2 separate regions of the Homo sapiens genome follow, and region 2 is linked to region 1. A link is a contact called in ENCODE Hi-C or POLR2A ChIA-PET data. All regions are on one chromosome and are shown on one strand. The core of a region is the stretch at or near the end of the contact, and the rest is flanking DNA. Distances in the headings are between cores, read along the strand shown. Region 1 overlaps PTPN1 (protein tyrosine phosphatase non-receptor type 1). Region 2 overlaps PTPN1 (protein tyrosine phosphatase non-receptor type 1).

Evidence for each region. Hi-C counts contacts between places; a loop is a spot of excess contacts on that map. ChIA-PET counts read pairs that join two places held with the same protein, here RNA polymerase II (POLR2A). Pooled maps may share reads with other maps.
Region 2: a loop to region 1 is called in a pooled map, with 4 times the contacts of the local background. The contact joins two enhancer-like sites. A Hi-C loop is called at or near these places in 6 of 168 maps with a recorded cell type or tissue (B cell, Right ventricle myocardium inferior, ascending aorta and 3 more), 4 of 37 single-sample maps with no recorded cell type and 11 of 50 pooled maps. POLR2A ChIA-PET finds 5 or more read pairs at or near these places in 9 of 52 experiments (BJ, CD4-positive, alpha-beta T cell, Caco-2 and 6 more).

The regions. Positions count from the first base shown.
Region 1 is chr20:50,543,933-50,548,567 of GRCh38, reverse strand. All of the region lies in intron 1 of PTPN1 (protein tyrosine phosphatase non-receptor type 1), which reads right to left. Among named protein-coding and RNA genes, the nearest start is that of PTPN1, 36 kb to the right of the region's middle. Within about 2 kb of position 1,672, at least 5 of the 41 ENCODE cell types and tissues checked have a DNase peak (open chromatin) inside an H3K27ac peak, as active enhancers do; they include B cell, where a contact is called at or near this core.
Region 2 is chr20:50,580,506-50,585,140 of GRCh38, reverse strand. It overlaps PTPN1 (protein tyrosine phosphatase non-receptor type 1), which reads right to left. Exons shown (of 10, transcript NM_002827.4): 9 at 3,681-3,876; 10 at 1-2,449. The coding sequence ends at 2,426. Among named protein-coding and RNA genes, the nearest start is that of MIR645, 3.0 kb to the left of the region's middle. Within about 2 kb of position 2,505, at least 4 of the 41 ENCODE cell types and tissues checked have a DNase peak (open chromatin) inside an H3K27ac peak, as active enhancers do; they include B cell, where a contact is called at or near this core.

The DNA.
Region 1 (4,635 bases), core at 423-2,922:
TGTATTCCTAGCTACCTGGGAGGCTGAGGTGGGAAGGTCGCTTGAGTCCAAGTAGTTGAGGCTGCAGTGAGCTATGACTATGTCACTGCACTCCGGCCTGGTGGCAGAGTAAGACCCTGTCTCAATAAAAAAAAAAAAGAATCAAATAAGCAATTAAATATACTTAAGATTAGAAATACATGAAGGAATCGTGTATAAAAAAGATGTTATGAATAAAAACAGGAAGAAGTAAAACCAGAACAAGGAGATGTGACTGAAGAAATGAGAAATCCTGGAAATAAATGAATAATCATGAAAATTTTTTAAAAAACCTTAAGAGATAGGATAAACGCTAGACTAAGCCCAGTCAAAGCATGAGCAAATTGAAAGCTACTACAGAGAAATGCGCCCAGGATGCAGCATGAAGAATTACGAAACACAAAACGGAGCAGTTCAGAGGCAAGGGGGACAGATGGACTCCAGTCCACACCTCAAAATAAGCAGCACTGAGACACGGAGGCAAACGGTCAAGCTGCAGGATGTTGAGAATAAAAAAAAATCTTCAAAGTAAATTACAATATTGTTTGGAAGCTTAATAGAGCATTAACATGGTCATTTACTTAATTTTTTTAAAACTCTACAGTTATGCAGCCATTTAAGATAAGAAACTCTTAAAAATACAATAAAAAGGGACCATTGTCATTGATGGTGACCCTAAATCGTTTATAAAGCAAAGCCACTTTATATGTGTGTGGCTAATAGCTAGTTTTGATTCCCTGAGGCCTGATGTAGTTTCAGAACTGAAAAATTATTTTCCAGCTAGAATGAGATTCATCTAGAAATGGGGTATCCTATCTTTAAGAAAATACTGTTGTCAGTGAAAGCAACATATTGACATAGTGGTCTACCACTGAAAAATTTTAACACGGCCGGGTGCAGTGGCTCACGCCTGTAATCCCAGCACTTTGGGAGGCCGAGGCAGGCGGATCACAAGGTCAGGAGTTTGAGACCAGCCTGACCAGCATAGTGAAACCCCGTCTCTACTAAAAATACAAAAATTAGCCGGGCGTGGTGGCGCACACCTATAATCCCAGCTACTCGGGAGGCTGAGGCAGGAGAATCGCTTGAACCCGGGAGGCAGAGGTTGCAGTGAGCCGAGATCATACCATTGCACTCTAGCCTGGGTGACAGAGCGAGACTCTCAAAAAAAAAAAAGTTAATGCAGATAAAATGAATTTGGGCCTTAAACCAGAATTTAGAAACAGCACACCAACTTCATTATAGTAAGCTTCTAGAGCCTTTGTTTATATTATTTATACAAAGAATCAGAATAGAATCGTTACCAAAGGTATAAAAATTGCTTTTTCAAGTGTCCCGACTTTAAATCTTATTTTTACCGTCCCTAATAGTGTCTGCTTTTAAAAAATCACTTATGCTTTCTGTTAAATGTCATGAATTTCACCTTGGGTAGAAATCAATAGGCAGAAAATGAATCAGACTTACAGTAATTGATGTCAATAAAACATATTGGAACCACTATTTTTTTTAAAATGCTGAGAACCACAAAACCATTCCTGTAAGAGAACAGTCTAAAAAATTAAATCTACTTTCACTTCTGTTTTGTTTACCTTCTGCTTTCCATAATGACAGCTTAAGAACTTCAGGCCCTGGGCTTCTGCTGTTTGCCGGAGGACAGTGGTACAGTTGACTAAGGACACATGTAGTTGGCAGACATCTGCAAGTGGAAGGCTCACAGCTTTCCTCACCGGGAATCAGACTATCAATCACCAGCTGCTGCCCTCCATGGTCCCAGGGAGAAAGGTATCATAGGAATCCACATGATACTCCTACCCTGAAGTATGGAGAACCATCCTCACAAAACTAGGATGATACTTTGGTGCACAATTTGGAGTGTGAATGGGAGGAAAATAGAACATCAAAATGAAACTGGCTTTGGTTAAGAATTTCGTTTGTATTCCAAGAGTGGCACAAGATTCTGCTACCAGGACCAAGGAAAAGGCATATGTATTATTATCAACCAAATGAGTTTATAAAGTACTTTCTAGATGTAGTGTACTTTTCTACATACCATCTGAGGGGTAAGGATGAAGAAGGAACAAAGAATAAAATACGACCAATGCCCAAAATTATTTGAAGTGAGAGTGCTTCAGTGAAGCCACAACAATAAAAAGACAATCTGGGGAAGAGAGGAAGCAGGCAACCAAGCTCCTCTGTGTGGCTTTCCAAAGAACTCCCCATATGCATTAAGAAAGCAAGGTTCAGATTCAATGCATTAATCCCTTCAATTCATCCAAATATCGACTGAGCATCAACTATGTGGCAAGCACTAAGCATATGAAGATTAACAAGAAAGACAAAAGACCTGCCCTCACAGAGCCTGCGCTTCAGGGGGGAAGACAGTCAAACAGATGTCTGAGCTAGGCGATGTTACATGCAACCCTCATAAACGCTACCATCCCTGCTGCCAACAAGTGTCCCAAACACAAGGGATCTAATCACTTTTTTTAATTCTTCTTCTTTCTTTTCGAGACAGGACCTGTCTCGCTCTGTCACCTAGAGTGGAGTGCAGTGGCACAATAAGGGCTCACTGAAGCCTCGACTTCTAGGGCTCAGGTGATCCTCCCACCTCAGCCAACTGGGTAGCTGAGACTACAGGCACCACGCACTACGTTCCACCATGCCTGGCTCATTGTTTCTATTTTTTTGTAGAGACGGGGGGAGGGGGGGTCTCGCTATGCTGCCTGGGCTGGTCTTGAACTCCTGGGCTCAAGCGATCTGCCTGCCTTGGCCTCCCAAAGTGCTGGGATTACAGGTGTGAGCCACCGAGCTCAGCCAGACCACTCTTATTAAGGCAGAATGAATCGTTCAAAGGCCACAACCTCTAGCTGCACCTCCATCTTTCTTTTTGCTTCTTCCTGGGTATTAAGAGTTCTGGCACTGAAATGTGCCTAAGAACAATGGTACCAGGCTGTACACGTAAAACCACGTGCATCATACATTATGAGCAGTTTAAGGATAACTTGGTCTACATACAGATTTCTCATCTTTTTCAGACTAATCCATGAGGGAGATGCAACTCCACTAACATAGCGCTAATTTAGGATATTGCTGAATAAACAGCAAAGATTTAAAATCATCAGTTCAGTGAGTGCTTACTATTTACTATGCCAAGATGGGTTATGCCTTGTCATGACGTTACAAGAAACACAACCCATTTTAGCCTACAGCCTGTGGTTTCCTATTGTCTTCCCCACTACGAAGGCATGCAATGTTCAGGGTGACTCGAAATTCCTACTCAAGAAAAAGTATCTGGGCCAGGTGCAGTGGCTGATGCCTGTAATCCCAACACTTTGGGGGGCTGACGTAGAAGGATCACTTGAGCTCAGGAGTTTGGAACCAGCCTAGACAACATAGGCAATATAAATAAAATAAATAAAATAAAAATAAAAAGACATTGTACCTCTTGATGGGAATCACACTCAGCAACTTGCAGAGAGGTGGGAGAAACCTGTGGCTACTTCTGCTAACAATCTAATGTTATTTTATTTATCATGATTATTATTACTTTTTGAGACAGAGTTTCACCCAGGCTGGAGTGCAGTGGTGCAATTTATGCTCACTGCAGCCTCTACCTCCTGGGCTCAAGCAATTCTCATGCCTCAGCCTTCCAAGTAGCTGGGATTACAGGTGTGTGCCACCACACCCAGCTAATTATTTCTAGTTTTAGTAGAGACGGGGTTTCACTGTGTTGGCCAGGCTAGTCTCGAACTCCTGACCTCAGGTGATCCGCCCACCTCAGCCTCCCAAAGTGTGAAAGAGATAAATACCCCAGCTCCTTGCTTCTCAGGTACGGCAATGTGAAGGCATGGCCCTTGCAGTCTCTCGGACGTCCCCAGTGGGTTTGAGCCCCGCTGGCCCAGTGGGAACCTGCTCCTTCATGTCCCTTCCCAGACATAGTGATTTGTTTCTTTCTGTCCTTTGCCTTCTAATCTTTTGGAATGTTAGTGTTTTTCTCATTCATATAAGCTCTTTACGTATTTTAAAACCATCAACTCTTTATCTTTATTGGAAATCACTTTTCCAACTTATCTGTTTGCACATTTAAAAAATCAGGCAGGGCGCAATGGCTTACACCTGTAATACCAGCACTTTGGGAGGCCAAGGGAGGAGGATTGCTTGGGCCCAGGAGTTCGAGACCAGCCTGGGCAACATGGTGAAACCTCATCTCTACAAAAATAAAAATAAAACAAGTAGCTGGGTGTGGTGGTACATGTCTGTGGTCCCAGCTACTCGGGACGCTGAGGTGGGAGGATCCCTTGAGGCCCAGAAGTCAAGGCTGCAGTTAGCCATGATTGGGCCACTGTACTTCAGCCTGGGCAACAGTAAGATCTTGTTTTAAAAAAAATTAATACTGAAACAATTTAGTCCAGGCGCGGTGGCTCATGCCTGTAATCCCAGCACTTTGGGAGGCCGAGGCAGGCGGATCACGAGGTCAGGAGTTTGAGATCAGCCTGGACAACATGGTGAAACCCTGTCTCTACTAAAAATACAAATATTAGCCAGGAGTGGTGGCCCATGCCTGTAATCCCAGCTACTCGGGAGGCTGAGGCAGGAGAATTGCTTGAACTCAGGAAG
Region 2 (4,635 bases), core at 1,256-3,755, 36 kb before region 1:
TGAGATGTGGTAACCATTGTGTCTTACAGGTAATTGGGTAAGGGATATGGTTTTGAGATTACAACTCAAAACACTGTTCTTCAAACAACACTGGTAAGTTTGTTAAGTTATCTGAGGGCCCTACACAGGCAAAGCGTCAATTTGGGAAGGAAATGGGCTGAGGCCTAAGGTGTTCAACAAGCTCACAGTCAAGGAAAGCGCTCCAGCCTGAGGGTGCTGGCAATGCAGGGATGCTGAGGTTAATTCTTAGAAGTGGAAAACTCTAACCCCAGCTGATTGACAACATCTGTTTCACATCAGCAGGGATAGAAAGAAACAGGAGTTACTCATCCTGGTTTAGCTCTATTAAGCAAAGAAAAAAATGGGAAGCACCCCAAATTCATGTTCTTTAGAAAAAAATTTTATTGTTGCAGCTAAAATGCAAACCCATCATGAATATGGCAAGTTGGAAAACTGTACAGTCTGACAGTTCTGTGAGGTCACAGAAGACCCTGAGACACTCCCCCCCACCCACCCGGTCATGCAGCCACGTATCCACACACACCTGAAAAGGTATTATACCAAAACACCTTGCTTTTTTTGTTTTTATTTTTGTAAAAATGGTTTATTCCATGGCCATTGTAAAAAATAATGACCTGATGAGTAAATATTGGCTTAAGGCATATAGCAGAGCAGCTCGCTACCTCTCTAACATAATGTGTAACAAGGTGGAGAGCCAGCTGCTCTCCAAGGATAGGAGGTTAAACCAGTACGTCCATTTTGAAATGCTACTATATATACACACCCAAACTACTACATACATATACAGGACTTAAAAACAACAAGCCCAGCTCAGAATGCTTACAGCCTGGCACCTAAGCCTTATCCACACCTCACCATAGCTCTGCAGGGTGACACCTCGAATGTTCCCACCACAGAATTTCTCTGTACTGGCTTCTACCACGAGAAAGGCAAAATGTGAAAATGCTGGCAAGAGAGTAGCTCGGGAGCTACAGCTGCCGTGTTTTTCATGTTAAAAAGCCACTTAATGTGGAGGTCTTCAGTTCCCTTTGCAGGAAGAGTCGTGAGCACCATCAGGCCCCACAGGGTTTGAGGGTGGGGCAGACGCGCCTCTCTCGGCAAGGTGAACCGGGACAGAGACGGCGGCAGGCTGCCTAAAGGACCGTCACCCAGGCTGTTTCAAGAAGTGTGGTTTCCAGCAGGTGCCTCTCTTCCAAATCACGGTCTGCTCAAGAAGAGTGTTGACTTGGAATGGCGGAGGCTGATCCCAAAGGTGGGGGGCGGGGGGTGTCCCTGCTTCCCTAAATCATGTCCAGAGCGTGAGGTGTGAATATGGCTTCCCATACCCTTGGAATGTCTGAGTTACAGCAAGACCCTGCTGTACCAGGACAGGCTGGGCCTCACCAGGAAGTCACTAGAGTGTCATGCCAGGAATTAGGCAAATGCCTATTCCTGGAAAACTGCACCCTATTGCTGAGCGACAATGACTTCAGCAACAGGCTTAGGAACCACAGCCATGTAATGATCAGGTCATGCACAGGCAGGTTGGACTTGGACATGGGGCACATTAGTAAGCAGAGATCAAAGTTTCTCATTTCAAGCACATATTTTTCATCAGGACACAAGAAGACCTTACATGCATTCTAATACACACGGGGGAGCAGTGATTGAGAACTAGATCTAGCAGATAACAGGGAGGAGAATAAGCGGGACAAAGTAATCTCACATCATGTTTCTTATTAAATACCCACGTGTTCATTATATATTATAGCATTGTTCTATCTTCTCACGTTACCCACAATATCACTAAATAACAACTGCTTACAACCGTCCTCCTTCCCAGTACTGGTCTGACGCAGCAGGCCCATGGCAAAGCCTTCCATTCCCAGTACTACCTGAGGATTTATTATTGTACTTTTTGATAAAGCCCTTGATGCAAGGCTGACATCAAAAAATTTTAATACATTATTGGTTCAAGAAAATGCTAGTGCACTATGGATGCCTTTGGGGAAAAAATTGTTTAAATAAATATGGAGTGGAGAGTTGCTCCCTGCAGATTCAAGGGGGGGGCTGTTGGCGTGCCGCCCGCCTGGGATGCTCCAGGAGGGAGCCCTGGGTGGGGCGAGCCCCAAGACGGGTGTAGGCCCCTTCCCTCTGCGCCGCCAGCATGGTACTCTCTTTCACTCTCCTCAAAAAATGGCTTGTGGATTTGGTACTCAAAGTGGAAGGGGCAAAAAGTAAAAGGATGAGGGGTGAGACACACATCCGGGGAAGATGGGTTTTAGTGCAGAACCAACGTCCGTCCGGGGCCCGGCTCTCTACGCGGTCCGGCGGCCCTTACCTACCGCGGCATGCCTGCTAGTCGGGCGTGGGCTCTGCGGGCAGAGGCGGACAGTGGGTGGAGGTGGAGTGGAGGAGGGTCAGGCTATGTGTTGCTGTTGAACAGGAACTGGAATGAAACCAAACAGTTCAGATGAGCCCAGACCCGCACCTGCAGAGCTGTCGCCTCATGCATGACCCCGGCCACACCCCCCGGCAACTTCAACCTCCGAGGGAGCAAAGGGGGTTTTGGTTTTATTTTTTACAGTAGCCCCCTCTCCCCAAAAATCATCCCCAAGGAAAAAATTGTTTGCATTTTGCAAAACCATCTGATGTACTCAGATGCCACCTGGAAAGAGGTAAAATATTTAAAACCACGAAAAAGTCTTAGGAGGTCATTTCCATGGCCAGAGCTCTGAGGCTAGTCCTCTCTCTTCCCCTTACTTAACAGCAACACACGTCTAACGTGTGAATTTCTGCTGAAATGGCACTTCTCCCAATGAGGTGGAGCCCACTTCTCTGAATTAACAGCGGGTTGACATGCCAATGGCCACCCTGTGGTGACCTCTGACCCCCAGGCAGAGGCCTCGAGGACACCCATTTATGGGGATGGGGTGATGAGGGCTGGTACATGAGCAAGATGGCTGTCACAGGAGGGAGCAATGGAGAAAGGACAATGGAAACCCAGCGGGGACACCCTGAGCAGAAGCAGAGGCAGGTTCTGTTTTTCTAGACGGCCTTTTGTTGCTGTTCTTCTTATAGTGGGAAAGCTCAAAGACCCTGTCCTGGCTCAGTGTGCACACAGCTGAGGGGGGCTTGAGCGCAACAGCGTCCTAACCCTCTTCTCCAAGGGAGTTTACATTCGTAAAAGTTTGGGATTCCTTCCCTGGGAAATCAAATATAAATTATATGGCTGATTACATCACCTAAGGGTATGAGAAAGTTTCATAAGTGCCTACTTTGTTTTTTTTTGTTCCAGAAATAACAAAAAGCTGCTTTTTATAAAGGTTAAAAACAACAATGTGTTGTAACTCTATTTTTTTCCAAAAACAAAGGAATAAAAAAAAAAAGAGAGAGAGAAACAGACGTATTTGGCATTTTCTCTACTTACTCCTGAATAGGTTAAGGCCCTGAGATTAGACTCTTATATTCTTGGGACCAGAGGGCTCCTTAAAACCCCAGTGCATCGATCCTTAATTCTCTTGTTAGCCCTTCCACAGTTCCAGACTTTAAAAACCTTTGATCTGTTTCTTCTGAGACTGGCTCAGATGCACCACAGAACTGAATCCTACCATCGGGCTAGCGGCCAGTGCTCTCTGCACACGAGCATCTCGCCAGCGCGTCTGTCAGTGGAAACATACCCTGTAGCAGAGGTAAGCGCCGGCCGTGAGGACCGTAGCCACGCACATGTTGACCAGGAAGGGCTTCCAGTAACTCAGTGCATGGTCCTCGTCCTTCTCGGGCAGTGACGGCTCCCCTTTGGCTGGGGAGGCAGCCTGGGCACCTCGAAGACTTCCCCCCACGACCCGACTTCTAACTTCAGTGTCTTGACTCATGCTGAGGAATCAGAGGGCAGAGATGGGTTACTCACTTTGGAGAAAATGAATGGCAAGGATGCTGCTATTGTGGCAGGAATTCTAGGAAAAAACAAGCCACGTGTAGACAGAGTTGGATGATGTTAACCTTCCAGCGAGCCAGCCCCCTCTGCTTGGAGGGAGGGCCAGGCCAGGGCCCACATCAGCCTGAAGTCCACTTGTCACCCCCTCCCCCAGGTACTTCAGATAGCACCCACACCCAGGGTAGGGTTCACAAGGTGCCTGGGCGACTGGTCACTGTGAGGATTTATCTGGCTGGAGGACTCACTGGTGTACACACTACTGTATGATTTGCCTTCTCATGTACTGCAATTGCAATGTCTGGCCACATCAGTACACCCAGATCTCATTCTTTAAGAGCTACAGAATATCCCAACACCGGGAGAGAACATAATTGATCAGGTCCCTGGTTATATCATTGGCCTGTCTCTAATTTTTCACTACTACAAACAATGCCACAACAAACACAACTACCTATACACATCTTTACACGCTTGTTTTGAGAGTTGCTGCAAAGTAAATTTCTCCATGTATACAACTGCTGGGTCAAGTATGCACACGTCTTAAAACTTCCCTCCAGAAAGCAGGTACCAAGGGCACAGCCGGCAGTCATCTCCAGCTGGAACTAACACCTGCTCATTCTGCAAACTTTCCGTGCACGGCCACCTACTGCAAGCAGCCTTCCCTGACCACCTCAGCGGACACCTCTATCACATCACTG